2 separate regions of the Homo sapiens genome follow, and region 2 is linked to region 1. The links are chromatin loops, found by intact Hi-C in ENCODE. Cell type or tissue: Panc1. All regions are shown on one strand. Each heading gives the region's core, and the rest is flanking DNA. Links, peaks and the distances in the headings are about the cores only. Region 1 has its middle 170 kb from the start of LINC02509. Region 2 has its middle 91 kb from the start of HAFML.

The links. Hi-C counts contacts between places; a loop is a spot of excess contacts. Peaks named below come from ENCODE experiments on the same cell type or tissue, not always from the same donor. Only the 100,000 strongest peaks of a DNase experiment are listed, where the experiment ranks them.
Region 2: it touches region 1 in a loop (3-fold over the local background); 38 of 110 quality-filtered maps call a loop at or near these places.

The regions. Positions count from the first base shown.
Region 1 is chr4:177,040,270-177,057,303 of GRCh38, reverse strand. No RefSeq gene overlaps it. Among named protein-coding and RNA genes, the nearest start is that of LINC02509, 170 kb to the right of the region's middle. In Panc1, for the core only: a CTCF peak has its summit at 9,768 (motif pointing right); a DNase peak (open chromatin) is centred at 9,773; H3K27ac peaks cover 836 bases.
Region 2 is chr4:176,555,095-176,572,128 of GRCh38, reverse strand. No RefSeq gene overlaps it. Among named protein-coding and RNA genes, the nearest start is that of HAFML, 91 kb to the left of the region's middle. In Panc1, for the core only: CTCF peaks have their summits at 8,170 and 8,377; a DNase peak (open chromatin) is centred at 8,369.

The DNA of each region.
Region 1 (17,034 bases), core at 5,964-13,963:
TGCATGAGCTTTGAATTTAGAAATGTAGGCGCTTGAAAGTATGCAAATAAGCCTTTATGAGCCTCAATGTTTTCAACTGTAAAATGGGGAGATGTGTACCTTTTTTGTGGCTTGTTTTAAATGGATGAAATGAGATAATGTACTTATAGTGCTTGGCATTAAATATGCTTGAAAATTAGTAGTGAACATTATTACCTTTTAATCTAGACCATTCAAGATAAAGCAAAGCTTGGTGTTTGATTGTATATCTCTGCCTGTCCTTATAATCCTGGTGGTTAAGCATCTTCATAAAATACTGTCTCTAAAATGTAAGCAATAAAATTTGGATTTATTTTATGTAGGATTCTTTAAGGTAGTCAAGCATGAAAGTGAAAAGTTCTTCGATGGCCTTTTTCCATTTAATTCCTCAGATGTAGAAAACCAAAAAGATTCACAACTATATTATGTTAATGATCATAGTTCCAAAATGTCCTAGAACTACAATAAATAACCTATGATGTCCATAATCATTTTGTGACTCACTGTTCATAACCAAAGGACTTCCCTGACATTTATATACTCTGTTAAACCACCCATATCTGTGCCAAAAAAAAAAAAAAAAAAGACACTCACAAGCATGTCTTAAACTAATCAGAGCAAGGCCATTCAAGCTTATTGCCCAAAGCCTGTCAGAAGACTCAGCACAGGCTGTTATTCAATTATGGAGAAACTAGCTTATTACTCTGCATTAATTAAGTGTAAAATTATGAATTGTGTCTCTCTATATATCTTGACACTGCAAAGTGATGCTAGTGGAATAATTATTTTTATATCCTTTAATAACTTAATATATATATTTAAGGGTGGCATAAATGTCTCTTGACTATGTTTTCTTCTGATAGACATCAGCATGTAACTATATTCAGCAGCTGATGAACTACAGTCACCTGACTCTTGAACCCAATCGGGCTTGCACTGTAAGCATCCACAAAGGGAAATGTTCCTTAGACTCCAGGAAGGCTGGGGAGTCCATAACCTGCTTCAAGGTCTTTTCTTAAGGAGAGAGGAGAGGAGGTTGTGCATCAGAGGCATTGGAAGGAAGCAGAATCACATTCCTGTGAGACAGTTTTAGAATGTTAGCCTTGCAGTTCTTAAAATCATGTGGTACTTTGCATTATTAAAATACAAATAACCCTGAGAGGGCTAACACTTTAATCCATTATCAGACCACAAATGGAGGCAGCATTTAAGCAGCAGGCTGAGCAGAAATGTGCATTGGCAGAAAAGGAAGAGTAGGGCAAAATTGTTCCTACTTTACTTCTCAAGTTTGTCTCAGCTCAATTCTGACCCAACTCTACCCCTATAAAACAATAAAAAAGGAAAGATTCTGGTTGACAAATGATGACTGTATGGCCTCCCTCACCCTCCCTGACCCCCACCCCAGGACACTTAAGATGATTGAAAATAATGCCAACATTATGCTATTATCAGAACAATGATTAGATTTTAAATATATCTTGCGTCATTGGAAAATTAATTACAGTCACTAACACATTAGTATATTATCCAAAGCTTGATTTGAATTCTATCCTGCTAAAGTACTTGGGATAAATCTTCACCATTTGATGATCACAACATACCTCTTATGGTGTGTCTCTAGAAAACTGAGAAACATTTTAAACTAAAAATAATGGAGTTCACCTCCATCAGATAATGGCAAGTTAAAATTAAAAGTTAACATCAGAGTATAAATATGTGACTATTAATATTATTGAAACATAAAACAAATGCCAGTTTAAGGGACAGAATATAGTGACGATGATGACAGAGGGCTGCTACTTACCGCAGAAGGAAGGAGTTATGCCTGGGGAAGTTGTCTGAGGTTATGGGGTGAAACTGAAGAGGTTTTCATATGCAGCATGTTTCCCTGAAATGAGGAGAGAATTACTATTGCTATAAACCAGTTTAGCAACACTTTATAAAATAGAATCTGGGTCTTCAGTTAGCATCATGGTCATAATAGAACTTCTAAATTATTAACTAAATTTACAGGCATTTTGGAATATTCATATACATAAGGGAAACCTTGAAAATTTCCCTTAATGATGTCTCTGAGATGTGCAGGGAAAGGAGGAAGCTGAGTTAGTGTAAGGCTCTCTGGACAAACCCACCGCCCAATTAGGAACTACTAAACTTTAGTGTCTACTAAATAAAACACTGGTTTCCAAATAGTAAGACAAGCCCAGTTACCTGCTAAGAATCTTGTAAAAAACTTGTCCATAAAAAAATTCTTATTTATCAGGTTAAATGAGAAACCCGGTAATTTATTTCTTTAAAAAGTTTTCAGGATATTCTAATACACTCAGAAATTGGAACTACAAAACTGGTCTTTTTGGAAATGATGGGACAGCTGGCAGCTTTAGTGGCAGTTGAGTCTTCACAGTTCTCTGGTTGGTTTGGTGGACTTATGACAGGTGGCCCCTGTTATCCTTTAAAACTATGTACTGGGGCCGGGCGCGGTGGCTCACGCCTGTAATCCCAACACTTTGGGAGACCGAGGCACGTGAATCACGAGGTCAGGAGATCGAGACCATCCCAGCCAACATGGTGAAACCCTACCTCTGCTAAAATACAAAAATTTAGCTGGGCGTGGTGGCCTGTGCCTGCAATCCAAGCCACCTTGGAGGCTGAGGCAGGGGAATTGCTTGAACACAGGAGGCAGAGGTTGCAGTGAGCCGAGATCGCGTCACTGCACTCCGGCCTGGTGACAGAGCAAGACTCCGTCTCAAAAATAAATAAATAAATAAAATAAAACCGTGTATTGGAACGTAGAAGTGACTCCAGAAGCATCAGTTCAAAGACTGCCCAAAATCTGGGCCTGTGGCTCATCCTGTAGAAACAGCAGAGAACATCTCCCTGATACAGTGTCTTCTACCTCCTGGTACCTGAAGAAATAGGAAATTCAATTCCAAGGTTGCTTGCTTTTTGTAGTTTGCTCACATGTTTGAAGGCTCTCTGCTCATTTTTATAGTTGCATAATATGAATTGCCTGTAAAAAGAAAGAAAAAAAATGGAAAGGAAGAGATTTATTTTCAAAGGTGCTCCAGGGTTGAGTTAGAGTAGAATGATAATTACGAATAAAAGAAGAGCTTAGAACTCTCTGTTCTTTATAATACGATGTGATACGTTCGTGATGGCCTTTCTTTTCCATGCATTTTATGTGTGACTGAAGAAACTTACATGTAAGACACCCACCCTGCGAGTTTTCCTGAGGCTGATGACTCTTAAATAGCCAATCTGATTTTAAAAACACGCATGTATCATTAAACTATGTGTATTCATCCACAGAATTGTTCAAACTAGATTTTATTCATACCTTCTTTCAAAGGTTTGAGTTTTATTACATTAGTAAAAAATGGCTTATTTAGAAACATTCTAAAGGACTAACATCAATGTGGCCAGGGTAAAATGGCTGAGTAGAAATTATAGATTAAGAGTAATAAATAACAAAATAATTAAAGGAGAACATGCTATTTTAGATAAGAAAAGGTTGCATTTTCCAGCATTGTCAATGGAGGGGAGGAAAAATTGAGAGGTTAAAAAGGGTGAGAAATAATGTGGCGAATGGAAGTCACAGATTCTCCCAAGTCTGATAATGATTGAATTTGAGTAAATAAGTCAAAGAATGGGCTAGGTTATGTGACGATAATGAATAACTTTAAGTCGTAGTGGCTTAAAACAACGATTTATTTCTCTCTCATACCACGTGTGCAATCTGGCTGAGGCTCCCCTCAGCACTGTCCTCACTCAGGACAATAGAACTTCTATTCTATGGAATATTGCTTGTTAATCATGGCAGAGAAAAAAAGAGGGTGTGGCAAATCGTGTAACGACTTCAATCCAGAAAAGATGGAATTCTGCTTATATTTCACTGGTCAAAGCAACTTCAAATTAGCCAGGAAGTATAATCTGACCCACGTGCCCCAAATGGAGAAAAAAGGAATATTTGATTAACGGCACTAATGACTATACTACTCTGCACTTTCGGTCACTCCCTCTCCCTCCAACAACAAAACATATACTAGCTTTGATGCCCATGATATCCAAGTGATGCCAAATACTATTCATCCAGACACGCTCCCTCTTGGTCTGCAGATCTGTGTACAGACAAGTTATCGTCCACCTTCAACCCCAGCGTGCAATGGCAGAACAGGGACAGACAACTATCACTATCAGAAGAATGGGAAACACTGAGAAGTCGCTGGTCTGTAGATATTCTAAAATCCTGCTAGACAAATGTCATGAGGGGCCCTTATTCTGGGAAAGTGGAGAATGTTGATTGTTTAGACAGTAATTCATGTTCCTAGAAGGCCCCCCTCCTAACTTTTTCCCATGGCCCTTGGCTACTCTTTCCAGTTGTTTATTCCTCCCTCTTTTTTATTATTCTTCTTGGCCATATATGAATTGGACATGAGACTGTGATGCTATGTTGTCATTGGAGGTTCAGCGGCTTTCTCAGCCTGTTCCTGGCCTGCCAGAAACTTAAGGACTGAGGGTTATTTTGGTTCTTGAATAAGGTTTTTATTTTTATTTTTTGGCTCATGCTCATGACTCCTTCAATAGTAATCTCTCTTAAAACCTTAGCAGCTTTTAAAATGTTTGACTTAGTCCGTTACATGTTCCGGTAACCACATCCAGAATTCCTTTTGGACATATTTCTCAGATTTACAGTATTTGTTTGCTTCTTGCCCCATGCTTGCTCTCCCTCAACTTAATTACAGGCCCTAGGCCAATCGGGCTGAGGTGGGAGATCCACACCTTTAATCTCTTTTCCCTGAGCTATTTTATCCAATTCAAAGGATTTACTGTGTGCTACTTTAATCCATTCAAAGGGTTTTAATAATGGGAATAAACAGCTTTAGCCTTGATTTGATCCTTGCCTCAAGGCTAAGTTTTAATCAGCTTTTGTTGCTTGAAGTAGTTTTTCTTCCAACCCCACTAGTCTTTCTCTCAGAAGACTGTTCTGTTTTGTCACAGCTTTCATTGACTTTTTAAATGATCATGGGACTATTAAGAGGTATACTGAAGAGTACCCTGGATTCCAGATATAGAACTCTCTGTCCACATTGTATAGCAGCAACCAACCTCCTGTTATTAATAGGAATCGATCTCCGCCTGTTTGTGCAGTAGCAAGAAGAGTTGAAAATGACCAGGAAGAAGTCTCAGCTTCTACATTAATGGGACTAAGGCTTCATTCCCTTTTTTGAAAGTTTTCTCTCTTAGGACTAGCGCCCCTAAGTCTTTCAAGTGCAAGGTTGTGGGTATGGGAAGCAAATATTTTTGTGAAATTCTGAATCAGAATAATCTTATGAGGAATAGTAAATGGAGAATAAGGCATTCTCTTAAACGGATCATGATGCTAGCAGAAGCTATGCAGACAACGAAAGCAAATCTGTTTCGGTGCCATGTTTTTATTCCCAGAAGGGCAAACTATTGGTCCTCCCTAATCTAAGGAAGCCAAAGTCATCAACTTCCACCAGATGGCTGGATAGCAACCAATTGCTCCTGAACACCTGAAGGAATTGTGCCACGCTCGAGGCTCTGAGCCACTTTCTGCTGTTGGCACAAAGTCTCTTGTTCACCTGCTTATTGAGAGCATGCTCGGCAGTGGATGCCCCCTACTGGGCATTTCTTGAACACACAACTATCTATACACTGTGCTCATCCCAAGAGATGCAGCCCAATACTCCTTCCAAAGACCACTTTATTCTTCTCAACCTTACCAATCTTATTCTTTTCAACTGGTCAAATTATTACCCTGTATTCATTTTGCAGTGAAAATCTATACCTCAAATTATGTTTTTCTACAAACCAATGTGGACAACCAGCTATATGCTCACAATTGTTGCTATCAGGAACATTTTATTTTACAGCCATCTATCAAGGTCACTTTGAAATGAAACTATACTATATTCTATCCAAATTTTAGCATAAAAATCTTGAAAAAACCCACTATATCTTCATTTTTTTTCTCTTCAGATATCTAGTCATACTGGTTATAAAGAATTTCCTACTAAGCCACAGATTTGAGTTGAAGAAAGACCACAAAACAGCAAGGGTGGGTCTAGACACATGCAGTTTACATGCATATTCTGAACTTGCTTGGGACCTGTCTCAGACACATCAGCCCCACTTAGTAACGGAATATTACACTTGTGTTCAGCCTTATGATTTGGTGAATCTGATAATACTCAGTTGACAGCCTAGAAGATATTGCTTGATCTAAATAGTTGGGGGAAAATCCCAGTATGGTGGACAGAAATATACCAAGATCACAATAGTAGTAATACACAGCCTTTCACCCAGTTCCTAGAATGCAGGCTGTTCATGGATCTGGAGTTCATTGATTGAGGAAGAGACACTTCCTCTGAGGCAGGGTCCCATAACGCACCTCAAGTATATGCTCTAAATTTTTTTCTATGTCTTCACTAGAGGTACAATAGGTATTTACCAGGATAACTTTGAATTGGGGAATGGCAAATACCCAGATCCTCCAAAAGTTTCTCAATGCTGGCTTTGCGTTTACATTAATTTCTGCTGGCTCAACATATCACCATGGCCCATTGGTGGTGAGGGGATAAAGGGACAGGTGACTGTGGAGGTCTGGGGGGAAGTGCGGTTGGCACCCAGAGCCATCTCACTGAGGCATTGTGAGTCCCTGGAAACACCATGTGAATATTTTCCCAGTTTCTAAATGCAGAGTTGGAATAGATGTACTTGGCACCAGATGGACTTCCCAAATTGCTTGCTTCCTTATCTTGCAGAGAAAGGTCTATCTTAGAAGCAAGAAACAGTGGAAGCCTCTATGACTCCAAGGCAAAAGGGAGAAATGGAGGAATTAATTTTCTCAGGGCCTAATGAAAACTGGAAGCAAGTAATGGGGCCAGAGACAGGGAGGGAATGGAACAAAGAAGGAAGGGAGCAGGGAAAATATGCTGACATTTCTCCATTCCGGAGCTCCAGAGTCCTGTACTGATGCCTCCAATTGTGTGTACCAGCTGGAACCAGCAGGAATGAGGCCGGATTTCATGGGGTTTAGAGAGGTCACAGGGTCTACAGGGTGCCATGTGTCACCTTGGGCACAGAAGAGATTAAGGAAGGATGGAAATGGATGGGTTTGGGCAAAAAATAATAATAAGGAGCAAAATTACCGCAGATATTGGATCCCTGCCATTGAAGAAAAAGGCTAAGAAGGGATTTATTTTGGAAGTTTTTTTTTTTTAATTGGTGAACAGAACACTCTCTAAATATGTGTAATGTTGACAAAAGAATCTCCTAAGAGAGAAAAAAATATTTTTTAAAAGAAACTCAACATTACTTAAGTAGAAATCAAGTTTCTATTATGTTAGAGATTATTTCACTTGAGATTAGAGTATATAAAGGTGCTCCTGGATCAGTTATTATTAAAATATAGATTGTATTTTAGCACAGACTGTTTCTTCTTTCATTAGAAATTTATTGAGTGAAATGAAAAGTATGGTACAATTTATGTCAGATATGTGTGTAGCTTATCTTTAAATAGATTTATCCATTCATCAGTCCTGTAGATGATATGGATTGTGTATCTGTGTGTGTGTGTGTTTATATGAGTTTTTAAAAAAAGCTTTCTAAGTGAGGCAACTCTTTTATTCTGAATTTTACACTATAATTTGAGGACTTTTTTTTTTTTTTAAATGCTTTCTATCATTTGTCTTGTTGCTGTGTCTTGTTACATTCTTAGAGCATTTTGAATTGTTTTGGATGGTTTTTGGAATAGAAGCTTGCCTACAGTTCCATTTTGGCCAAAAGTTTGATTTAAGAAATGTAATTATCTAATGTTAAGTTTGTGCTTGAATGTAGTTTCTTGCTCTCCTTGTTTAGACTGAACTGGTAACTTTTAGATTAAACTTTTATTTGGTCTACTCTCTTATTGAAGAGAAAAAGTAACAACCAAAGTAATAACCTGGGAAAGATTCTTGCTTTTTCAAACAGGCAAACTACTGCTAATTTATCTAATTCGTTTGTTTTTTAAATCACAGCTAAATATACCTTCCCTGTTAAAGCCATCCTTTATTTTCTATTTCAATTGTGCAAGAAGGAGCTTGAGATCATGAAATTCTTAAAATTCAGCCACAGTTCTCTTATATTCATATCCCCTAACACACTTTCTTCCTGAGGTTTTCAGAGATGTAGAAGTTAAAAGGGCTAGGAAGTGTGTTTTCTCAACAGAAAAAGTATAGAACAGAATTGTTAGCAAATACTTCTCTATCCATAAAAATACTTTAAAACTTAATTTATCATAGCATTAAATCATATAGGGATAATCTTTACATTTTTGTGATTTATGATGCAGGGAAAAGGTCATGGAAATGTTTTGGTCAAATGTAATCTCTGGGATTCTATATCAAACTAAAAACAAATATGTTTCTAGCCAGGAAAACTCTTACATGTATCCTCTCATGAGAATCCCCACTCAAGTTATATATTGGGGAGAGATTGATTAGAATTAGAGCAACAGTTTTACTTTGGTCAAAGTGTGAGTCCCAAGATGGCCTCACAATAAATCTGACAATGTCTATAGGGCACCCAGTAGACGTCAGGTAGTTTACTAGGAAGAACAGAGAAAATATTCCAGAGTTTTCCCTTGAGTTTGACCAACATTTCCTAGGGCACTAAGAGAACTCAGTATGCCTTTATTTCTTAGTTAAAAACATATGGGTAAGAATTTTGAGAAAAGCTTCCGATGACAGAGTCTGCAGCAAAGTGAGAATTGGATTTGAGTTAGAAAGTCCAAGTTTAAGCAAGGTTTTGCCCTTACCAGCTGTTACTAAGTCTCTAAGACTTATTTTCCTGTATGTGTCCTGTGGAAAATAGGACCTGACCGGCAGTTTGCCTATTTTTTATTATAATTTAAAATAGTAATGCCTTTGAGAAATGAATTATCAACTGAGCACCCATATATAAGTGCTACATATTTCTGTTCACAAACTTAGAGAAGTAACAAAGGGTAAGAATTTGTATGAGCAACACATAGTGTTTACAGATGAAGAGATGGACACAAGAGGGTAAATAATATTGTTTAGGGTTACACAGATGGAAAGAAAAATTAAAATCTGAAGTTTTCTGCAAGTCAACTTTTAATAAAAAACTTTGGGAGATAAAGAGGATTGTAGATCAGTGTTTATTCAGAACAAGGTCTGTGAATGACCTGCCTCAGAATATGTGGCCATTTGTTAAAAATGCAAATTCGTGGGCTTCACTCAAGTAACTAGGTCAGAGTCATTGGGAATGAGGCCCATTTTTTTTTTAAACAAATTCCCAAGTGATTCATGTGCATTCTAATAATCATGAATTGCTCTTTTATAGAGAATGCTAAAGTGAGTTACATCTTGCTCTGATGAGTGAATATTTGTATGTCCTTGGAGGTCTCATTGACCATCTTGATTTTCTGTATCTTTAAACAAAAGCTAAAGATTGCTGTCATTTGCCAATCTGTGATATTATAAGGAGAAAATATGGAAATATATATATATATATATACACACACACACACACAGTATATATATTTGTCCTGGAGCTTTAAGATGAGCTGTGAGGGGGATGCACTATGCATCAGGGATGCATCTGTAAACACTGTGTCGCTCATACACATTGTCACCCTTTGTTACTTTTCTAAGTAACATACAAAATACAGCTCCTTTGATGAAGACTGCACTGTACACCGTGTGCTTATACACACCCCCCAGCAGAGGGCAGTGTGCATCCCTCTCACAGCCCTTGCTAAAGCTCAGGGACAAATTCTACGTTGAATTCCCCCGAGTGATAGAGATAATACATATTTCTTGCAGGGCATTTGTTATTTTATAAAGGAAACACAGTGTGTTGTTAAATCTTACTTTATTTATTTTCCAAGAAAAAAATATGACCCTCCCAGGTCTTCTAAAATGAAGTTTGGCACTTCTAAGTCATGTCTGTGACTCAGTGCTGAGCTTTCCGTGAGCTCCGTCCCCAGGCTTGTATCAGTAAGTCGCCAGCCTGTACACCCGGGGCCATTATGGTCCTGCGCACAACCAAAGCATTGTGCGATTTGACCCTTTCTCTATCTACCTGGGGAAAGGAAGACTACAGCATGGAAGAAACACACAAACTCTCGTGTAGTGACATCACCTTGGCTTTGCTGCCTATCAAGGCCCAATTCCTAATAGGGACTTACTGGCTGTGTGGCCTTGGGAAAGCCACTTAATATTCCTGAATTTCAGTTTCCTTATTAGTTAAATTTGAGATAAAATCATATACTTCCCTGGGTTTGAAAGGATTGAAATGACATATTTGTGTAAATTTTCCTGGCAAAAAGCAATTGATAGAAAGATATTTCCTTTCTTCTCATCCTTATTGAAGATATTCATCCTTTTCTGTGGTTCACTGCATCCCTCTCATCATCAGATTAACTGAAATGTGACCAACATTTTTGGACATCTTCAATAAAGGAGCATGTATGCATCGAGGTCCAATGAATCTCAGCTCTGCAGCAGCCAGTGGAGAATCTCACCTGGATTTCACACAGGTACCCCTGCCAGGTTTGGAATGGTAGCAGTCACCATTTCACGAGACACCAATAAGCATCTTGTACATATTGTAAGACAGAACAATTCTGCAAGGAAGAAATTGTGATCCATATTTTACAGATGGAATCATGGCTCAGGGACATAAAGGAGAGAACCAAGGCCACAGATCTAATACACAGCACACCTGGGGTTTGAACTCAACTCTGTCTTCTTCCAAAATGTACATTTCTGCTAGACCACACTGATGCTCAGTCTAAAGCCAGATTGAAAATCTTTCTTCCTCAAACCTTCTTCTTTTTAATCTATTTCCTGTGTCAGAAAATGGAATCCTGATTTGCCTAGTCACCCAAAAAGGAAATTTAGATAATCTTTGGAATGGCCTTTTTCTTATTTCCCATCTCCAATCACCAAGGCTTCCTTATTTGTGTTCTTTGTATTTTAAACATTTGTTCTTCATTGTCATCTCAGAGGCATAACTACTACCCTAGGACATTAAGAATCTCATCTTAAATGTGGAGGGCAAAAATCAATCATTTCTCTGAGTCTGGTGAGATATCTTAATGCCTCTAGAATGATCTTTCTAAAACCCAGATTCATATTTGATTATATCGCCCTTTTCTTTTCTTTTCTTTTTTTTAGGCAGAGTTTCACTCTTGTTGCCCAGGCTGGAGCGCAGTGGCACGATCTCGGTTCACCGCAACCTCCGCCTCCCGAGTTCAAGCGATTCTCCTGCCTCAGCCTCCCGAGTAGCTGGAATTACAGGCGTGCACCACCATGCCTGCCTAATTTTTTGTATTTTTAGTAGAGACAGGGTTTCTCCATGTTGGTCAGGCTGATCTTGAACTCCTGACCTCGGATGATCCGCCTGTCTTGGCCTCTTAAAGTGCTGGGATTACAGGCCTGAGCCACCGTGCCTGGCCTATATCACCCTTTTCTATATGGCCATAGTTCCTCATGTCTATCTATGCCTCAGCTTCTGACCTTCTCTTTGCATAATTTTTTGCAAGCTCATGTACCATATTCCATTTTCTACCATGTGCCTTTGATGATACTGCTTTCTGTGCCTGGCATGGATACTTCCCTTGTTCCCTTGTTGAGTATCAGCATCTACTCAATATTTGCTCAAGCACTCCATCTTTTATGGACACTTTGTTAATCTCAGAGTAGAACTACCCACTTCTCCACGCTGCCCCACTGCACTGTGGAGGCCCGACTCACAGCACCAAGACATTTGCTGTTGGTCGTTAAATGTCCCCCGTCCTGGCATGCTGCACCTTCTTTGAAGTCAAGGATGGAATTTTGTTTGTCTTTAATATCTAACGAGCAGTACAATGCTAGCAATTAGTATAGGCACTTAGTGTTTATTGAAAGAGTAAATAAATGAGTGAGCGAAGAACATACTGTTTTGTGCTGGGATGAGGTAGGTGAGGAGCCAAAGGCTTCACGAAAGGTTTATAACACAACAAGGATAAGATAAGTTCCCTGACACAGACGGCGTGTTCAGGCAAGTGAACAATGTCAAAGTTAATTGATGAGTTAAGTCTTATCTTCTTTTATTTTCTTCACTATTATTCTATGGAAATGAGAGAGTCTATTTCCCTGAATAAATCAAATTACTTTGATTCTGTCTTCATGGCTGGAAAACTGTAAGTGGACAGAGAGAGAGAGCCAAACATTACTACAAATTCTTTTGGAGATATATTATCCCACCTTCACAGAAGACTGAGGATATCACCGTGAAAATTTCCCTCACAAAGCTCTGCCTAGGAAAGCCAGCTTGGAAGATCAAGATGGATATTTATTTGTTCCTATAAAGAATACTCATTTTACTATTTCAACAAAAAAGGAAAATAAAAAAGAATACCAGAGGGCTCTGTCAAGTGACAAGGAAAACTGCTGGTTTACTTATGACTGCTTTCAGCTGAATGTTAAAGGAGCCAATTGCCAGGATGTAAACAAAGGTTTATTTTACTGACACAAATCAGTAGTTGCATTAAGGTCTCAGGGACTCAGTTTCCCTTTTCTTCTTTTTGCACCATCCTTGGCATTTGGCTTTTTGTTTCTATGGTCCTTAAGGTGGCTGCTGTGTCTCCAGGCAACACGTCTGCATTCCAGACAGGAAGAAGAGCTGAGAGCAAAGGAAACAAGCATGTGGAGTGGAATCTGCCTCTTCTTACTCTTTGCAGTTTCACTCTGTAGACTTCACCTCTCACAGGCCACAGAGATTGCAGGGAAATGGGCAGGAAGCAGCTTTTTGAACATATTAGACTCCCTGAGCAAATCGTGGTTCTTTTAGTGAGAAAGAAAGGACAGGGGAAATTGACTGCCCCAAGTCCGTGTTTCAGCTGAGCACCTCATAAGAAAGAGGAAAGCATGACTCTGCTGTAATCTAGTGACATCTTTTCCTGTGTGAGTTGATCCAAGGTAGGGATGCTGAAAAAAACGTATAACGACCCGTATGCTGACTGCTCAGGGGGCTCACAAGGTGCATAAGGTTCTTCCGTAGACCCTGACATGCAACATCCGCTGGGCTTCATCTCCCAGGGAGTCTTGTGCAGGCCTCTACAGATGTTACCCTGGATTAATGTCTGTAATACTGTCTCTTAACTAGTTTCTAACGTCTCCACCTTGAGTTTTTTCCCATTCTGATATCTTCTCTAGTTTACTATGACAGTCAGCTTTCTGAAATGCCTGCTGATTATGTCCCTGCCTGCCTTAGATTTCTCCTATAAAGTATACTGTGAAGTAGAGTGTGTCTGACAACACACTTCACTACCCTTTAATATTTCGTCCCAGCTTTTCTTGACAGCCTAATTTCTTTTGATCGCTCACCTCACACTTGAGCTCCGGCCATCCTGGATAACTTTCAGATGCACTGAGCTTCCTGCACCTCGCTCTGGTCTCTGGGCCTTTGGGAATGTGGTTCCATTTTTGACCCATTCTTCATCTCACTTCGTCTTCCTCACCTGAATATTCCCAGCAGAGATGTTACTTTCTACAGGAAAATTCCTCTGCTTCCTGGGTTGTATGGTTTTCCTCATGTCTCCAGAACACTTCTCCTTTCACTGCACTTACTCCACCATATCAGGGTTCCCCTTTCATGCGTTCGCATCTCCCTCTAGAATAGAGGATATGTTTTGTGAAATCAAACAATCGGCACTTCTTTTTCACAACTGCAATCTCATTTTCCTAGTACTATGTCTGGCACATAATTATTACTCAGTAAGTATTTAAATAAAAAGGTAAACACATCCTAGTTTTTCATTCTCTTTATTCCTTATTGGGAATAAGTTTGGGGAAGCCGTAGTAGATGGGCACTGAGAAAAGAGTTGACTCCATTTCCCCATCTGTGCAATATCCACACAATTTCTATATTAGTGGCTGAGGCAAAGACTTACTGATGCTCTTCTCACACCACTTACATCCTAGTGGCTTCCTTTTGGTGATAGTTTTTGCTCATTAAGGCTGCCTTTGGAATTTATTTAAATCAATTTGACCCATAAAACAAGCTTGGTGGGAAAATGGTGGAAATGCAGAATGCGATTCCTCCTGGCTGCGCTTAACTCTCCTACAGATAGAGCACCTCCAACCAATGATTTACTCCCCTCCTGGCTGCACTTGGCTCTCCTACAGATAGAGCACCTCCAACCAATGATTTACTCCCAGCTGTACAATCCCTGCTCAGGGCTGTTCCCTGGGAAACCATGATTGCTTTTGTCATTGTATGTGGTAGTTTCATACATAAGAAGATGAGGACTTAGCTAATTATGAATATTTATGTTATTGGAAGACTCGTTTATGTAAAACACTTATGAAAAATTTCTTTGAAATAAAATGACCCATTATTATTTATGAGCAATAAACTGCATCTTTTTCTAGGTACACAGGTGAAATCTCATGAAACATGAAACAGTGACTCCTTCTCTTAGGACATTTACAGTCTAGCTGAAACTTAACTATTTTTTAAAAAACTATACATAAAATTATTATACTGTAAATTTTCTTGAGCTTATGGAAGAAGGAAATCAAATAGATCTGAGCTGAGTTGACAGAACCTAGGGTTTTAAAATGTGTGAAGGAAAATAGGAAATATTAGGATTCAATTCTTAGAGAAATTGAAAGAAAGATGAATATCAGAACTAATGTCACATTCAATATTTGCTTTGGGCAGCAAATACTAGAAGCTGAGTTAAACAAGTTCAGTAAAATATAGGGGGTATTGAGATATTTTGCTGAACTCACAGAACAATGACTGTGCCTCACAAGAACCTCAAACCGAGATGACAGCAGGAATCTAAGAATTCATTAAGGACCAGGTAGTCTCTTGACCCTGCTTGTTTTCTGAACACCAAACCTTGTGCTCATAGCCAGACCTCAGCTGAGTTCTGGTTTCTCGCTGAGATTGCAGAAACCCTGAGTTCCTGTGGAAGAGAACTTGACTGGCCCAGAACTTGACTGTGCACCTCTGACCAACTCAGCCTGGGTTCCGCATTCAGAGAGACACAGGCCACACGTGGTTTCCAGAGCTACATGCCCCTCGTGGTGGAGGAAAGGGTACGTGAACCTTATTGGAAAAAATGTTTTTTGGAGTGTGATGGAATGCGTCCCCCAAAATGTGCTCGTTGCAGTAGAGATGATATAATTTTTGATTCACCCAGGTTGGTCACCTCATTTGCGAGGCTTTCCTACACTTCTCTCAACCGAATTCATATTTTTCTTCTAGCTATTTATTGATTTGTGTCACTTAGCATATTGTTTTTGTCTCATTCAACTAAATCTTCAGCTACTATAAAGAGCAAACCTCTATATACAATAGGTAGCCAATTATTTGTTGATAATGAAAAGAAGAAATATAGAATTATCCAAATAGCACTGAAGTATGAGCACATGGATTTGGGTCTTACTCTCAGTTTAGTGCCTAATTAGCAGGATGACACTGAGTTATTTCACCTTCTTGAGTTTAGTTTTCTCATCTGCTTAAAGCATGATACTGCCAATTTAAGGGAATATCAATTGTCTTTGCCCTTCCAGTATCCATTGCTCTTTCTCCTTATGTGAACGGTCTTATTTCCTTTGGGAAACTGCCCCTGCTAGGCACTCAGTCTTGTTTTTTGAGTGAGGCATGGTATCCAGGCTTTGCCAATTAGTGTATTTCATAGCTGATTCATCAGTCATCAGTTCACAGTTGGTTCATCATTTCGTCTCATGGCGCAGTGATTTGTTCCAAGATTAACAAGGACCGAGCCATGCCAATGAAAGTCAATTCTAGGACATTTGTTAAAGTTATTGAAATGAGAAATGTGCTCACTTTTTGCTAGACTAAAAATCTGGGAGGATGGAACTTGGAATATCTATATGCCCAAGTAGACAGAGCCTGCCTGAGTGAAGCCATCGGAAAAAAATCAGAGCTGTGAGATGGAAAAAACCTGAGCCCAGATGCTCTTGTCTGAGCCCCTGGATCTCTCAACACCTGAAGCCAACAATAGCCCTTTATTATTTAGTTACTGGAGCTTAAATCAATGTCCTGAACCTCCTGCTCCCACTTTGCTTTTCTAACTTAATCATAGTTTGAGTTAGTTTTATGTTAGTCGTAATTTAAAAGTCTGGATCAAATAATACAAAATATGTTTGTTTTATATATTTTTAAGGGGGGAATTATGAATTGGTATACTCTTTAAGAAGTTAATTTGGTAATAACTACCAGAAGCCTTTACTATATTTATGCTTATTTTTTTTCACATTCAGAAATCCCTAGTAGGGTAAACATTCTGAATGTAGAAAACACTTTATGATGGAGAAGACAGCAGACTCTCTGTAAGCAATCATCGTTTCTCACCTATCATTGTATATGCAACACTGAGCACAATGATCAGCATATCTTACTTATTAAACCAACCCACCAGTTAAGTAATGTAACCAAAATTTTTATTGTAACTTAAAATTTTAAAAATATTCACATCATTATGGAAATGGTTAAGTAGGTTTTCACATATGTACATTGGTATTAGAAAGTGATATTTTCAATGGTCATTAAGACATAAAAGATTTGTAATACCATGGAAAACTAAGTATGATATACCCTTCAGAGAAATAAGTTGAGAACCGTATATGTAAAGCATGAGCATACTTATGTTATTAAGGACATAGTCCAGAGGAATACTCCAAAATGGCAGTGAAAAGAGGGTCAAATTTTTTTTCTTTCTCCCACTTTTCTATGGTTACCAAAATATATTAACATATGAATATGTGAGTGTTTTGGTATTGTGAAAGAATAGGCACCCTTTCAACCCTTTGCTGATTTTTTGTTTTAACTCCATCATTCTAAGATTCTGAGAACCACTAAGTTATTAAGGTTTTCATAAGTTTCATTGGTTTTGGAAGTAGTGAAAATTTAGTAACAAAATTCATGGACAGAACTGACCAAGTTGAGTTATAGTTGCAAAGTACTCAC
Region 2 (17,034 bases), core at 3,864-11,863, 480 kb after region 1:
GTAGAGACGGGGTTTCACTGTGTTAGCCAGGATGGTCTCAATCTCCTGACCTCATGATCCACCCGCCTCGGCCTCCCGAAGTGCTGGGATTACAGGCGTGAGCCACTGCACCCAGACAATTAATTTTCAATTATATTATAAATTTGAACATAAGTCAAATCTCTTATACTCTCTAAAATGCCAAATTTATTACAAATACTGAAATATTACATAATTAAGATAATTTCCAAACAACAAAAACAAACTTTGAATTATTTTATTATTTCTATACTTATATCTGACTGGAGTTAAACTATATGGCCAACATATTAATTACACAATAGATAAAATTGATATTCAACTGGAATTCTCTAGAGTAGGAGAAATTGTTGTTCACAGCTGGTTTCTAGTCTCACTATCTTAGCATTCATTCCGATTGGTTGGTTCCAGTGGGGGTGTGGTAAACCAGCTCTCCGGAACAAAATGCCCTGATTTGTAGCATATGCCAGCATTTAACAACTCATTCTCATGAGCCAGTTTAAGCAGACTTCCGAATACCATTGCTTGATCCCATATGTACCCATTGTTACAGGTTTTGCATATCACTCTGGTAGAGGCTCAGTTCCAGCAATAAAAGGAGTTGCAAACACGTTTGCTATATGTACACTATTCGTGGAAATGTGAAATGCTGCAGCTACTTTGGAAAACAGTTGGGCAATTTCTCAACATGTTAAACATAGTTACCATGTGGCACTGCAATTTCACACCTAGGTATGTAGCCAAGAAAAACGAAGACACACATCCATGCAAAAGCTTGTATACTAATGTTCATGGTTCGTAATAGCCCCAAACTGGAAGTAACCCAAATATCTATCAACTGATGAACGAATGAACAAAATGTGGCATGTCTATACAGTGGAATATTATTTGGCAGTAAAATGTGATAAAGTTATGATACATGCTACGAAATGGATGAACCTGAAAAACATGCTGCATGAAGGAAGCCAATCACAAAGGCCACATATTATACAATTTATATAAATATCCAGAATAGGCAAATCTATAGAGATAGAAAGTAGGTTAGTGGTTTTGCAGAACTGGAGAAGCGCTGCTGAATGAGGGCTTGGGGGTTAGGTAGTAACTACCAATGGATGCAAGGTTTCTGAGGGGAGTGATTCAAGTGTTTCTAAATTAAATTATGGCACAACCTTGCCAATATACTAAAAGCCATTGAATGGTTCAGTTAAAAGAGGTGGCATGTAAATTATATCTCAATAAAGCTGTTAAAATATTCATATGCTTGAACAAGTTATAATTTTATTTCTTTCTCATGTAGGAGTTTAGGCCAGGCATGGTGGCTCACGCTTGTAACCCAGCACTTTGGCAGGCCGAGGCAGGTGGATCACCAGAGCTCAGGAGTTTGAGACCATCCTGGCCAACATGGTGAAACCCCGTCTCTACTAAAAATACAAAAATTAGCTGGATGTGGTGGCATGTGTCTATAATCCCAGCTACTTGAGAGGCTGAGGCAGGAGAATCACTAGAACCCGGGAGGCAGAGGTTGCAGTGAGCTGAGATTGTGCCACTGCACTCCAGGCTGGGCAACAGAGTGAGACTCTGTCTCAAAAAAAAAAAAAAAAAAAAGAAAGAAAGAAAGAAAGAAAGAGTTAAGAGGTGGGTGAGTAGTAGAATGTTTCTTCACCTACTCTGGATTGACTAGATGGATTTTTCCATTTCCAAAATGTCGCTTATATTTTCAAGTCCAAAGTCGTTACTTCCATATACACAATCTCCCACCCAGCAGGAAGGGAGAAAAAGCCAGGGTAGTACACACTCAAATTATCTTAATGGAAAGACTAGGAGAGGGTGTAACAAACTTCTGTTTACAATGTAGTCATATGGCTACAACTATAGGGGAGTCTGACAAGTGTCCTCTCTAGATGGATAGACATGTGCTCCACTCAATCTCAGCAGGTCCAATTATGAAAAAAAAGAGAAAATGTATATTTTGTTCACCAGGTGCATCTGCAGTACCGCTAATGAAGTAGCTCTACCTTTCCAAGATAATTTGGGGTAATTATCCTAAGAAAATTGGGATTAATTTCTCAGTAAATGAGGTTTCATTCTTATAGAGAGGTTTTTTTTGGTTTGTTTGTTTGTTTTTCTGGATCAATAATATTTGAAAGTGCATACACCAGGATAGTTTTTCTTGGATCTTAAATAATGAGTTGAGCCTTTTAGTCAGCTGCAATGCCAAGCAAGGACTCATGCCTTCTAAATGGGTGCTCTTGAAGACTTTGTCTTTGGAGTCTGGTAACACATAATACCCTATTTTCTAGCATAATTTGAATCTGTAATCCTCTCATATAAATGACTTTACAGCCAGATTAGACTCAACTAATTTACTTATTGATTCTATTTAGAATTTGTATTCATCCTCCCTGGTTGTCCCTCAACTTTTATTTTGATATTTAAATAGCATTGAGTTTTGTTTCACATATCTCTAGGATCTGCATTTGGGTCTTCTGAGTGCAAATGATACGGTCACTCAAATAACAATGATTATCAGAGTCCAGATCTTATTCCCCAAGTGTGCAAAACCAGATAAGAAAGATCTTAGCAAGTGCTGGCTTGGAGCTTACGTTGCCCTCTGTAGGCTAGAGTCAAGATCTTTGTGTTTTCAATAAGAACAAAACAAGTTAATTGACAAAAATCAAAATTAGTCATGCTTACCTGGTTCCTTCCTATCTTATCTTTGTCACCAGTAGGTATGAAAAATCCTTTTGATAAGTACCTATAATTTCTTCAAGAATTATTCCATCTCATTTATATCTACAGCTATAATGGGAAGTGTATGCATTACTGACAATATCCTCCTTCTTTTATTCTAGGATTGTGCAGTTACTAGAAAGCTGTTTATACTCTTTGTCCACTACTAATAATATGTTTGACCTGATTGCATCCTACTCCCCCAAGGCTTCCTCAGTCAAACGGAGAAAATAAGAGTATGACATAAGGTGGTTTTCAGTTTTAAGATATAAAATATTGAGCACACAGTAAATTCTCAAAAATGTTTGCAGTTACTATTTTAAGTGTCACTTTGCATAGTCTTAGACAACTATAAATATCTGTCAAATTACAGAAGGATTCATTTCTCAAGAAAAAACACTCTCTTTTCAGAAAACAGACAAAAACTCTGATACATGATTTTTCTTCATATGTACAGTGATCCTTCCTCCATACAGAATAATTACATTTGTACTGTATGTGGCAATAACATCATCTTTATCTCAATTCCTGCCCTTTTTCCTGGTGTCCGATAATATGGCATTCATTTTCTCTGTGTGGAGTAGGGTTCTCCTAGTTCTTCTCCACAGACCATGGTTTGATAAAGGCAGAAGATGATTTAGGACATTTTTTTAATCTCTCTCTCATGTGAGTGACTACTGGGCCTGAGTAGGAAACAGGGACTTACAACATTGCAAGGCCTTCTGTGTCCAAAGTTGCACCGTGGTTGGCTGTATTTGGTGTGCTATCGGCAGAGGGCATGTGTTTTAGGACTCGCCTGTAAGTAATCATACTTCTGGAGAGGTAATTTGCACATCAGATGACATATTCTCTTGTGGCTTCTACATTAAAAAAGCCACTGTCCTTTGCTCATCGCATATGTCAGTGTAGACCAAGGCAGCCCCATCAGCAGGACAAATGCTTTGCTCCATGAAAATCCCTGGTCTAGAGGGAATTATCTGAAAATTAACATGTGTGAGTGAGAGAATATCTATCATCTGCCTATTTATTTTCCTGTCTGTCTCCACATATATTCGCATATGTAAAACATACCTTTATTAGCACAAACATAAATGGATGTACATTTGTATATATAAGTGTAAGTGTGTATTTGATGCCTGGCTATAGGCAGACTTCAGGAGAAACTTTGAAAAGTTTTAAAGAAAATTAAGAACTATATTCTGTTTTTCAGGGACTGAAGTTTAGGTGTTTTCTTGCTCTGCAGATTTTATGGTGTGTTTTTACCTTTATCCGTTAACTCTGTGTAGCTAGTCTGTCCTTTCCTTAATATCTGAAGAGTGAAAACATCAAAATAGTTTCAAACCAAGTAGACTGAATATGTGAACAAGAACTATAAATTTCCTTTAATCAGCAATACAATTTGATACAAATCCTACATTTAAAACAAATTCAGAAACTCATCTCCCCCCCAGAATTGCTTTATCTCCCCAGTGTCAAACCCATGACTTAGTCAGCCAAGGAATGGGTTAGATTCGCATGAATTGGGATCTTGAAAGCTGACAAATCTGTGACTGTGAGAGACACAGACACCTAGGCTGCATGCCGTCCTTCCAGAATTCGGGGAACCAATGTTAGAAGTTGGTCAGCAATGTCTGCAAAGCATCTGAAAAGTGGGAAGACCATGGTGATGATGAGCAGGAAACATTACTCCAAAATATGACACTTTGACATATTCAGTATGTTAAGCTGGAGGAAATTAACAAACGTGCAAAAGCAGAAAGGGCTCTCTGACCTTTTCTTTCTTTTTCCTGACCTTCTCCCACCTTTCTCACCTAACACCATAAAAATAATTATATGACCTATCTCCCCTGGAAGTAAATCATAGGATGCTGACTCCAAAGAGGTCCTGCCCTATATTCTGAAGCCAAGAAGAATTGGAAGAAACTGGCCTTGCTAAGTTCCCCCTAGTTTATTACCATTAGCTCATACTCCCTTTGGTCCAACTACTTATTCTTTATCAAAACTAAGCATAAAAATATACAGCTTTTGCTTTGTCATTGAGTCTTCATTTCTAAAGTTTCCCATGTCATATAAAACTTAAATAAATTTGTTATACTTTTCTCTTGTTAATCTGTCTTTGTTTCAGGGGTATCAACCATAAGTCTTACAATGAGTGAGTTAAAATATTACTTTTCCTCCCATACAAGGGAAGCAGGTAAGAGGTAAAACTCTTATTAAGTAAGCAGTGGAGATCCAGGTGGTTGTGTCTAGACTTTAGAGAAACAGCTGTAAGGTGTGAGATCCTGACTACGATGGTTAAATGTGGGATTGGGTCCTAATCCCCAGAAGTCCATGCTAAGGGAAGTAATATAAAGATTAGTCATCAGAACAGGAACTCTTACAAAGAAAAGCAATCTATGAACGAGTTACAGGAACTAGAATAAATGATCCTATTTGGACTTCGCATAAGACAAACACAAGGCTAAGGCTTTGTGTTCTGAATGAACAGTTGAGACATCTGGGGGTGGGTATGAGCCCTGCAATTTCAGCAATAGTACTTGGAAGACAATTTAAAGAAGTCAAGAGGCAGGTTATTGACAACCAAGAATCTGAATGTCCTTTTTGATTAAGCCAGAAATATAAATACAGTCAAATGGGTCATTTAATTAGCAATCTCAAAAAAACACACAGCCTAGTAAATTATGAATGAAAGATCAAATGCTGTTATTACATAGGTCATGGCTTTCTTATTTCATAATTTGTAAATATCAGAAGGGAAATCAACAAATGTCTAAAATAATGACTGCATATGCGTATGGACACCAAAATAAATGTTGGAATTCTAATAGTGAGTAAAATCCATATTGCAGTCTGTATTTTCCTGATACGTTATATTCCACAATCTGCAAAAAAAGAAAATTATAACTAAAAAAGAGGTTAGTGGACATGAATGCTAACTAGGGGAGCTCCAGTAAAGCAGAATTAGACCTGAATATGAAGTCAGGAAACCTGGGCTATAGATGCATCTATCCAATAAGTGACTATGTGACTGAGGAAAAGAAGAAAACTGGTATGTATGGAGCACTTTTTTGACAACTCTCAGCAGGAGGCATTGTATATGCTATGCCATTTAATAATCACGAAACCTCTGTGTGTTAGATAAATTACTACTATTTTATAGCTGAAAAAGTGAGGCTCAGAGAGTTCACGTGGCTATTGTCTGTTTTGAAAGAGAATCAGTGAACAGATTTCTCAATTACTATATATTTTTTGATGAACATAAAATATTTTCATCTGGGGCCGGGCACAGTGGCTCATGCCTGTAATCCCAGCACTTTGGGAAGCCAAGGCGAGTGGATCCCTTGAGGCCAGGAGTTTGAGACCAACCTGGGCAACATGGTGAAACCCCGTCTCTACTAAAAACACAAAAATTTTTCTGGCGTGGTGGCACGTGCCTGTAATTCCAGCTGCTCTATAGGCTGTGGCATGAGAATTGCTTGAACCTGGGAGGCGGAGGTTGCAGTGAACTGAGATCGCCCCACTGCACTCTAGCCTGGATGACAGAGTAAGACTCTGTCAAAAAAAAAAAAAAAAAAAAAAAGAAAGGAAGGAAGGAAGGAATTTTCATCTCAATCTTATCCAATAACGAGGTGTTTAATATTGTCATTTTATGATAATTTCTAATACATTGATGTCCATCTTGATCACAGACTTGCTAGAAACTAAAAAAGACAAATATATTTTATTTTTCATGTTGAAGTTAAAACTTACATTAGGAATCTAGGTCCCTTGGAGAATGGTGTGAAAATTGGTGTTTCAGATCTTTGATTTAGAAATTCTATGTGTAAGCAGAAAAATAACTGATGGAATGTTTTAAGATGAGATAATATATAAATGGCTCTTGGGCTATAAAACAAGGAAATATATTAATAGTGTTAGCAATTAGTGAATGTTCTCAAATCATTAAGATGCTTATTTTAAACTTCTATGCAAATCAGAGTAGACACTTACGTGTCACAGTAGGCTGTCTTCTGACCTGAGAATAAAGGTAAAATCAAATCACAATTATATAAACAGTCCTCTAAGATGCTGTGTCCTGTTTGCATTATCAGAATGACCTCTTATGTGAAGCAATTCATTTCCAATGTCCTTTATGGGTCATCAGTTGTGTATGAGTCATAGATGGCATATTCAAAAGGGGTTATTTCAGAGAGTTTAATAACAGGACAGAGTTAAGGAAAACAGACAGTGAAACATCCAAAGTTATCACCCATGGCTTGAAGGAGCAAAGAAACGGAGCCAGATACCAGATACCTGTGGCCTTCTGGGGAAGAATACAGTTGGGCCAACTCATGACTTGGCTCAGATGGAGAAGGAAAAATAAATACCTCTACACTTTTTTTCTTATCTTCATATTTCTTGTGGTGCTTCCCATTGGCCACACCAGCTGGAGGCCAAGGGGCATGGCTGGTTGATGGATTCCACAGAGGTCTGCTTCTCATGGTTCGGAGCAATGTGATGGAACTTGGAGGGCAAACAGTGATATCCAGAACAAAAGCTTTTCTAACAGGAATTTATTTTTTCATTCTTTTACTCCTGCCTTGTATGCATATTGTTGAGCACCAATTACATTCAAGATGCAGTACTTCTTATAAAGGTTTCTAGAGGAAGGAAAAAGAGAAAATATGCATATGAATTTATCTGTGTTCTCAAGGTGCTTACAGTATAGTAAGAAAAGTATACAACAGTGCAAGGCAGAATATAATATGCATAAGATAAATACAAAGAGTTGTTATGAGAATTAAGAGTAAAGAAGGAGGTCGGGCGCAGTAGCTCACGCCTGTAATCCCAACACTTTGAGAGGCCAAGGCGGGCGGATCACGAGGTCAGGAGATCGAGACCATCCTGGCTAACATGGTGAAACCCCGTCTCTACTAAAAATACATAAAATTAGTCTGGCATGGTGGCATGCACCTGTAGGCCCAGCTACTCGGGAGGCTGAAGCAGGAGAATCATTTGAACCTAGGAGGCGAAGGTTGCAGTGAGCCGAGATCGTGCCACTGCACTCCAGCCTGGGCGACAGAGCAAGACTCCATCTCAAAAAAAAAAAAAAAAAAAAAAAAAGTAAACAAGGAATGATTGAGGTAATCAGAAAGGTTTCATGAAAGGCATGACATTCGAAATTGGTCTGATAGGCTAGGCAAGGTCTGGACAGAAACAGATGGTGGATCTATCTCACTTGGAGGAACAAAGGGTGGGAGACAAGATGGTGTGAAGATGGAAGCTGTGTCTAGGATTATTCCAGTCGCATTGGAACATAGTGCACCTGTAAGGAAATAATGGGAGATAAAAATCAGAAACAAATCAGATAAAACCAGAATACCTATCCCATATAAACATACGTAAGCATTCATGTTCTCACTGGCACACACATTTATTAAAACAATGTTGTCATAGCGCAGAACTTCAGCAAGTCATTTTTTCAGGTAAATATAAATGCTGCAAAAATGAATTGTACACTGATATTAGTGTATCCCCTAGTGTCAGACAAAATTCCATATGCACACTGGGCTTTCCTTCATTCCAGCTTTGACATAAGCACTGTTTAAATGCGTGGTTTTGCTGCTAGGATCACAGCACCATCTAGTGTGTTCTTTTTCGTTACGAAGCTCAAGGACTTCTGATCTGTTTCTAATCCTATTAGAATAATCATAAAGGTACAAAAAAAAAAAAAAAACCCAAACTGCCATCCATTTTTGTCTTTAAAACATGCAGTTTAATAGATGGAAATTTGTTGGGATTTATTTCTAAAGAATCCCCAGAGAGAAAATTGTTCCGTCTCCTCAGTAACTGAGATGAAGAATGTGTAAAACGTAGTTTCTTGTCATGTTCCCGGTTTGCCAAATCTGGCAACCATAATGTAAAAAAAAAAAGTTTTTTCCATTAAAGACAAATGCCAATATTATTTCTAAGTACATGTTTTAACACTTAAACAATGCATATCCTTACACATTAAACATCAATGATGACTGTGTAGTTATATAACATAAAACTTAACATAAAAACCATAAATACTGTTTACTTTAGTCATTGGAATACGACGATGAAGCTTTCAGCCATATATAATAAACCAAAACGGAAAAATAATCAGATCATGCAACAGAGTAACTGACATGCCAGAGAATCAGTCTCATTTGTCTTGCTGTTGGCTGGCTTAACAGAAGACAGAGAATGATGGAAAGAGAAGAAGACAAGAGTCACCGAGTCACAGACAGAAGAGAAAGCAAAGAACAGGAAGCAGAAAAGGGGAGTGGGAATTTGGGAAGAATGAAAACCACTCATTTTATTTCCCCACTTTCCATCTTTGAGAATTTTAAATTTCAGCATCGGACTTGCAATCCTACCACGTTTTAAAATGAAGCCAATAATTTCCTATTTATCATTATCAAAAAGTGTAACAAAATGAAATAACTAAAAAGAATACGCCTAAGCAAATGATACTCAACAGGGACAATACTCATGCCTCTCCTAAGCGTATTGCAATGTACCCAGACAACATTTAGAGAGAGAATGCCGCCCACGCTTTGGTGCCACAGCAATTAAGCCACTTTCCTATTTAACTTTTTATCTGTTGATACATCTGAAAAGAGCTGATACTAGCTCAAATGAAAGCAAATCCAGCGTTTCCTGATTGGAATATTTCATGTGGAGAATACGTAGGTTGAATGTTAACAAAGAGCCGGTGTATTGAGACGATGTTTCCCATTGCTTTATACGTCGGTGCTTTCAGAACCACAGCTATGGGCAAGAACTTGCCCTTCAATTAGAGTCAGCTGCTACCCCGTAGGCGGTGGCTTGGCATGGTTATGGCCTCCTATGGCCATGTCTTGTTACAGGCTGAATTAACCGGGAGGAAATTTACACTATCTCCATCAAATATGCTCGAAGTAAATATGCTTTCAAGATCACAAAAACCTATATTAAACACATTTTTACTATAGGGGGTCTGGTTCTCCAGCTTCCACAGACATAGCAATCTCCCGGGGTGTTTAGAAATGGATAGCCCAGCGACTCACCCTCAGGCCAACTGAATCAGAATTTCTCTGGGGAGGGTCAGGAATTTGGCATTTTCAACAAGCTCACCAGGTGATTTTGAGATGGATCATTAAAAATAGGCTTTTATGAAAGCAACATGAATTCCCCTATATTTCTTATTGACCAATAGAAGGCTTTTCTCTGTATACTTTTCATAACCATTGTAGTTTGTCCTTTGAACAAGGGGTTGCATGTATCGATAGATTTATACTGCATCATGTTTTAGCAACTGTGATCCTTATAGTTTCTGATGCATCTACTCTAATTACAAGTTCAAAGTTTCAAAATCTTGATCTTCCATTCAAAATTATGAAAGCATATTTTGTTTACTGAAGACTGAATAAAGTTTAAAGTTTACTGAAGATACAAAACAGTTTGTTCAAGGTCCACTATACACTTCTACAAGACACACTCTTTCATTTCCTTCCTTTACATTCTCTTTGTTACTGGAAGCCCCTCATGATTATGTCTCATCCTCTGTCCCACCTTCTTGCTAACCCAATCACCAGGAAAAACGCTCCACCTGCTCTCAACATCTTATTTAATTCCTCTGTGTCTCTGTTCTTCTTTCTGCCTCTGAATGTTCCTTTTTCCTAGAAAACTTCAACATGTTTTTCAAGACACAGATTAAATGTCACTCCCTTGTGAATCCCTCTTCCACCTCATCGCCTCGCCTGCACTCTATGCACCTCACAACACACAAAACATTGAATCACGCCTCTGTGCTTACATGCCTCTCCACTGACCAAGCAGTAAGCCCTTTCAGAGAGGATAGTTTCTTACTTTACTGTCCAGACCCAACCCAGAGTACAGAGACAGTCAAAAATTGTTTATAAATTAAATGTGTAACCAGTTCTAAGCGCTTGTTCATCTGGAAATCTGGAGTAGATGCAAGTATTCTAAAGCAAGACTTTGAAGAAACATTTTAAATAGTTTGATATCTTCAATAGTGAAATACCAAAGACCCCTTTTGCCCTCAACTTATTTTGTTTGAGGGTAGTTCCTTATTTCTTAATCTACTCCACAGAAAAAAAAAAAGGATATGTATTTGAGGTAAATAAAAATGTGTGTGGAATGATAGAGAATGTAGAGGCGGCAGTTATAAATACTGGTCTGAGACTCTTTGAGATGCTTTATTTTGTTTTTCCTCTGGCTAGATAATAAAGTAGTGTGTACAGAGGTGTTGCTATTTGGGAATAAGGACATCTGTGAAACACTTCATCATTTCCCAGTCAGTTACAGGAACCCCCAGAATTCTTCAGTATTTCATAAAAAAGAGGACATAGGGAAGGGAACATAACACGCAGGGGGCTGTCAGGGGGGTGGGGGACAAGGGGAGGGAGAGCATTAGGACTAACACCTAATGCATGAGGGACTGAAAACCTAGATGACGGACTGATGGGTGCAGCGAACCACCGTGACACATGTATACCTATGTAACAAACCTGCACATTCTGCACATGTATCCTGGAACTTAAAAGTAAAATAAAAATTAAAAAATAAATAACTATTTTTAAAAAAGAAAATAAGAGGAGCAGTCTCTCAAGAGCATGAGTAGATCTCAACATGACGGGCCCGGCAGAGCACCTTCCATATCACAGGTTCTCAAGAGGGTTGTGAAATAAACCTAAAATTCTTGTGAAAGTGAAGGTGTATTTGTTACAGATTAGTGCCAGTAAGATTTTCTATACTGCAAAGCACCATGAGTACTCTTAGTAGAAAATGTAATCACTAACAAACACTAACCATTAATAAAAATAAACACTACTCAGATGATCTAACATACTGATGTACGCTACAATACCTTTCTATATTTGTAGGTACTACATGTTTATTTTAGTATTAGTATCAATTGAAAGAGAATTTTAAAACGCACATATCTTCCTTCATCTTTTAACACGGGAAATTCCATTGAGCAGAAAGTGAAAATATAGCTGTCTGCACCTTATATTTTGTCAAGAATAAAATGATTACCACTTTCTTAATTTCAGAATTGGACTTACTACAGCAAAAACATATGGACTCCATCATCTGTTTATCTCAAGATACACTTATACTCTATAACTGCAAATTAAGAACATACATCTGAAATAAAGATACATGTTCCATAGAATTTTTTTAGTAGTACAGAAAAGTATGCTATAATCACCAGTGGAATTCACACATATCTATGTCGAACAATCACTATAGAGCTTAATTTAATCAACGCTAATCAACTTAAAGCAAGAAAAGGTAAAGTTAGTAATTTTATGATGAATAAGGTTAGCATTCTGATGTTGTAGTATTACTCTTCTGATGTTATTAAAGGGAAATCTTTGGGAAAACATTCACATTTAGGATATGTGTACTGTAAATGTAGTTAGGATAAAAGATTTTAAATCCATTTTTAGTGCTTCTTGATTGTGAACACATTGGAAAAATGTCCCATACACGAAAAAAGGAAGATTTGAAAAGAGTAATTCCTTGAATAAGAAGTGCATCAGTGACATTTATATTAGAAAATAACAGTCACAATTCAATAGCTGAAAAAGAACTACAGAGCAGTAAGACCAGTGGTTAAAAAGATACATACTTACATGTTTCTAAATATGCAGAACATCATGTGCCTTCTTTATTTTTTTCACTTGCCTCTGATAAAGTGTATTACTTGAAGTTCTGCTTGTATGCATCATTACAGAGCACATATTTATCCCTACAACTCCAGTGGCTGGTTCTGATATGTGGTTTGTGAAGCTAGGTTTCCAGGTTAAGATTGGGTGAAAAGATGCAACAGATTTGTTTACTAGAGCAAGTGGGAGCAATTCAGGCCAGGGAAGTCAGTGATGTTATGTTATTGAGCTCCTGAGTTCTCATTTCATAAGTGAAGGACCTGAATCAAATCATAATTTATTGCTTCACAGCTGTTATTTTATATCCATAGTTGTGTGCCAATTCCCAACCTGTCAGCAATAGACTATAGATTTCACTAAGGACTATCTGTTAAATAATTTGAATTCTATGGAGAATTATATATATAAGATAATGTTATAATAGTAAAATATTTGGAAGTTTTTTTAAAAGTTCATTAGTTTTTTTTTCTGTGCAATAGCTCCTATCACTAAACATGTCCCCCAAATTAGTACCTTTATTTATTTATTTATAAATTACAACTATAAATATTTGTCAGTAAGTATGAAAAGCAGTAAATCAATCAAATCAGATTGAAGCCAAATAGCCACAAACAGCTTTGTAATCAAAATTGAATGAGAGCCCACTTTTTATTCAAGATAAATCACATGCAGGCACATAATGAGCTCCAAGAATTCATTCCTAAGACAGAAGAGCTAAACTTCGAAACAGACGTTTAGTACAAGATAACACTTAAAATTATAAGTGACTTTGTGATACTCTAGGGTTAAAAAGAATGTATATCCTTTCAGAAAATTGACTATTCTATTTATATGACAGTAAACTTAGGCTCGGATTCAAAATCTGTCTGCAGCTCCTGATTCCAACGAGTGTTTGGCAATTCCCAGGCCTGACAGTTTCCAAGTGCACTGTATTATAATGGTATGTTTCAGCCTAACCCAAACCAAAAATTTCCCATGTAAACTTAAATTTATGTTATTTGTCCTGATTTCATTTATAGACGCCAATTATCTTTTGAGCAAGAATTAGCATATCCACTTTATAAAAGACATTCATACACGATAAAATATAGCCTTCCACAGAAATTAGTCACAACGTTTAACATATCTCTCTGACAGAGGATTATTCTTATCCATATGTCAAATGGTCCAATTTTGAACAAATTTTCTAATAGGACTTGGATTAAAGGAAAGGGTGAACAAAAGTCAATAATCTTGAGGTGCTGGAAATACCAACCTCTTTAAGATATTAATATTTGCCAGTACTTGATGAGGACACAGATTCATTCTTTATTAAAAATAAAAATATTTCATTTAGTAAACTGAGCTTTTAATTTAGAGATGAAAAAAGACATATCACATATGAAATACAGTTATTTGATATTTTAAGGTAATTGATTTTCTGAAAATTAATGAGAATTAAATTCAATAAAAATGTATTAAGCAATAACTTTTAGTTGCCCGTCATCTGGAATTAGGGATATACCAAAATAAACAAAACAAAGCAGTTCTCGAATTTCCTTCATTTAAAGGAAGACAATTTGTCATATTGTCCCATACATTCCTAAGCCTTTGTTTTTCCTCATTGTTTTTTCTCTCTGTTACTAAAATAAAATAATTTCTCTTTACCTGTAATCAAGTTTACTTACTATTTTTTCCATCTTAAATCTGGTCTTAAGCCCTTAAAAATCTTCTTATTTCTGTTACTGTATTTGTTTTATTTCAGCATTTTCAGTTGATTCTTATTTCATAGTTTTCATTTTTCTGTAGGGATCCCCATTCTCTCACTCATTAAGACTATAATTTCCCTTTTAAGATAAATTTATGTTAGTGGCTTTAAGGTCTTTCCCTGTTTAAGTTCAACAAGTAGGCCATCTAAGGTTTGGTTTCCATTAATCACTTTTTTCTTGACTAAGGATCAAATTTTTCTGTCTCTTTGATTGCCTTGTGATTTTTTTAAATGAAAATACTGGACATTTTGAATAATACATTGTTAAGCCTCTAGATTTTAAAAATCTTTTTCTGAAAACTGTTCGTTCTTGTTTTAGAAGGTAGGCTAATTACTGACTGATCATATTGATCTTACTTGGACTTGAACTTTCACTTTGCTAGTACAGATCTGGATGAAGCCCAGATATTGATGGGGCTTCATTTTATGCTTTGCTAGGGTAGACCTATAGTAGAAATTAGAGAGATTGGTCCTCAAACCTAATGTGAAGATTTTATGGTGTCTAGCTAATGCCAGGGATTTCTTACTATTGTGATAGCAGAATGCCAAAGGTAAGAAGGAGGTAGATGTCAAGACATACTCCAAAGTATGTCTAGACCTGCTCTTCTCCAGCACTGCTCATTTTATAGTATTTGTATTGCACTGTTAATCCTGTAGTACTTTAATCTGGTAAGCACCATGTGGTCTTTCCCTATCCGTGGACAACCCATCCCCTAACCACTGAGGATGACTCTTGGCATTGTTGTGCATAAGCTTTTGGAGTCACCTCTCTTGCCAATTTCCCTTGTCTTTCATGCCCTACTCTATCCTGCCTAAGCTGCCCTCAACTCTGATCTCTGTCTCTTCGGTTTCTCTGAGTACCACATTCTCTCCTCAGACTGGGGCTCCTTGCACCATAGTCAGGGAATTGGCTGTCAGAAAGCTGGGCAATCATGGGAGCATAGGGAGAGATTCCCTTCTGTCAGTGTGCACAGTCTTGCACTGCTGTTGGCTGCTGCCTGAAAATGTTTGCTTCACATGTTTTTCCAGTTTTAAAGTTGTTTATGGCAGGACTGCTGGTATATTACCAGTCACCCCATCTAACACATATTATTTTATTCATTTACATTTACACACTGAATTTATACAACTCATTTCATTTTTCTAGGTATGTTCATGCTAAATAACTTTTTATTTAAAAACAAACAAACAAAACACTTTTAACAGTTTCCCATAAGGGTCTTTTAAGGCATTTTCAATCATTAATTATAGAGTCCTAAAATAAAAATACGACAGTTTATCTCTTTTTAAAAGTCATTTTCCTTTGCATTGTGTTGTTAATAGATATATTATTTCCAGGTTTATTGAAAACCCACAATGAAAAAGTTGCTACAGAGATTATGAAGAGAAATCAGATAAAGAATATTTTTTAAGGAATTTATAAGCAGATAAAAAGTTACTTAAAGTACCATGATACAATGTCAAAAGGAACAGGGGCATTGAAGCATCAGATAAAATATTAGGAGTATGTGGAAGAGAGAGAATATTTCAGAGGGGAGGAATGTAAAACAAAAGCTTAAGAAGCCAACACTTGAGATAGGTCTTGAACTAGTTGTATTCGTTTATGAATAAATGAGTAAGGAATGAATACCTCCACATTAAGGACACAAGGATTAACAAAAGCAACAAGGTTAGAAAACTAAGGGTAGCTACAAGAAACGATAAGCACGTCAATTTGTTTGGAGTTTAAGGTAAGCTAAGAAGAAATAAAGGAAAATTTTAAAAGTACTCTAGAGGCAAGTCTTAGAGCACGAATACCAAGAAGGGGTTTGTACTTTATTCTTCAGAGAGTAGAAAATCTTTGAAGATTGTTTAGGCAGAAAATGTTTTCAATGAATGAATGTTAATGTGTTATGAATGAATACATACCTTCAAATGATTCAGAATATTATCTAATCTGCCATGAAAGCTTAACACATTTGACAGCTATTTATTCTTAGAGCAGTCTAAACATAGTATATTTTGCAGCTATCAGTAATTATTAGTTTTGACTTAAAATCTTAGAAGTCAAAGGAAATTCTAGCTCATTAAAAAGAAATTAAAATTCAAAGGGGAAACCTATAAACAAAATAAATTTACTCATTTGTAAACTTAACTGTTGTTCTGAAATGTGAAATAATTAGATCAATTATTATTTCTTTGCCAGAGATCAAACTTAAGAGCTGATGATATGTGCAAAGTGATTTTCCTCCAGAGGAAAGACAGAATGGTTAAAGCAAAAAAACCTGGCTTCTGATCTGGTCTCTGCCTTTAATGAGTGTGTCTCAGTACTTTTGTATGTAAATTAAATAGGCTATTTTTCAAAGTCCCTTGCAGCTCTAAAATTCTATACAGAGAAGTGCTTGCTACTATCTTGGTAAAAGTTTCCAAGTCATCTTTTCTAATTATTGAAAAGTGATATGAGCTAGAAAGAATTTCTCCTGTCCAAACAATATTGGTATTCTCTTTTAAAAATTTATTTGTTTGTATTGAACAAATTTTTACTGAGCACTTACTATGTGTAAAGAAATATAATGAGCTCTTGAGATGTACTGTTGACTACGCCAGACAAGATCCCTACCTCCAAAAAAGGTGTGAGCCCAAGTCTGTATCAGATTGCAGGGGAATCACTGAAGAAGTTACACCAAACTTTATATGACAGACTTCTTTTCTGAGGAGCAGGTTAACCAGAAATGCAAATGAAAGAATGTCAGCACTGTGGACTTACTAGCACCTTCCAGCTCTGTTAGAACACTGTTTCTACCATGGGTCAGCGGTGTTGTTCCTGAAAATTTGAGAAAATCAACCACAGTCTTCAAAACATGTTGTTTCCAAGAA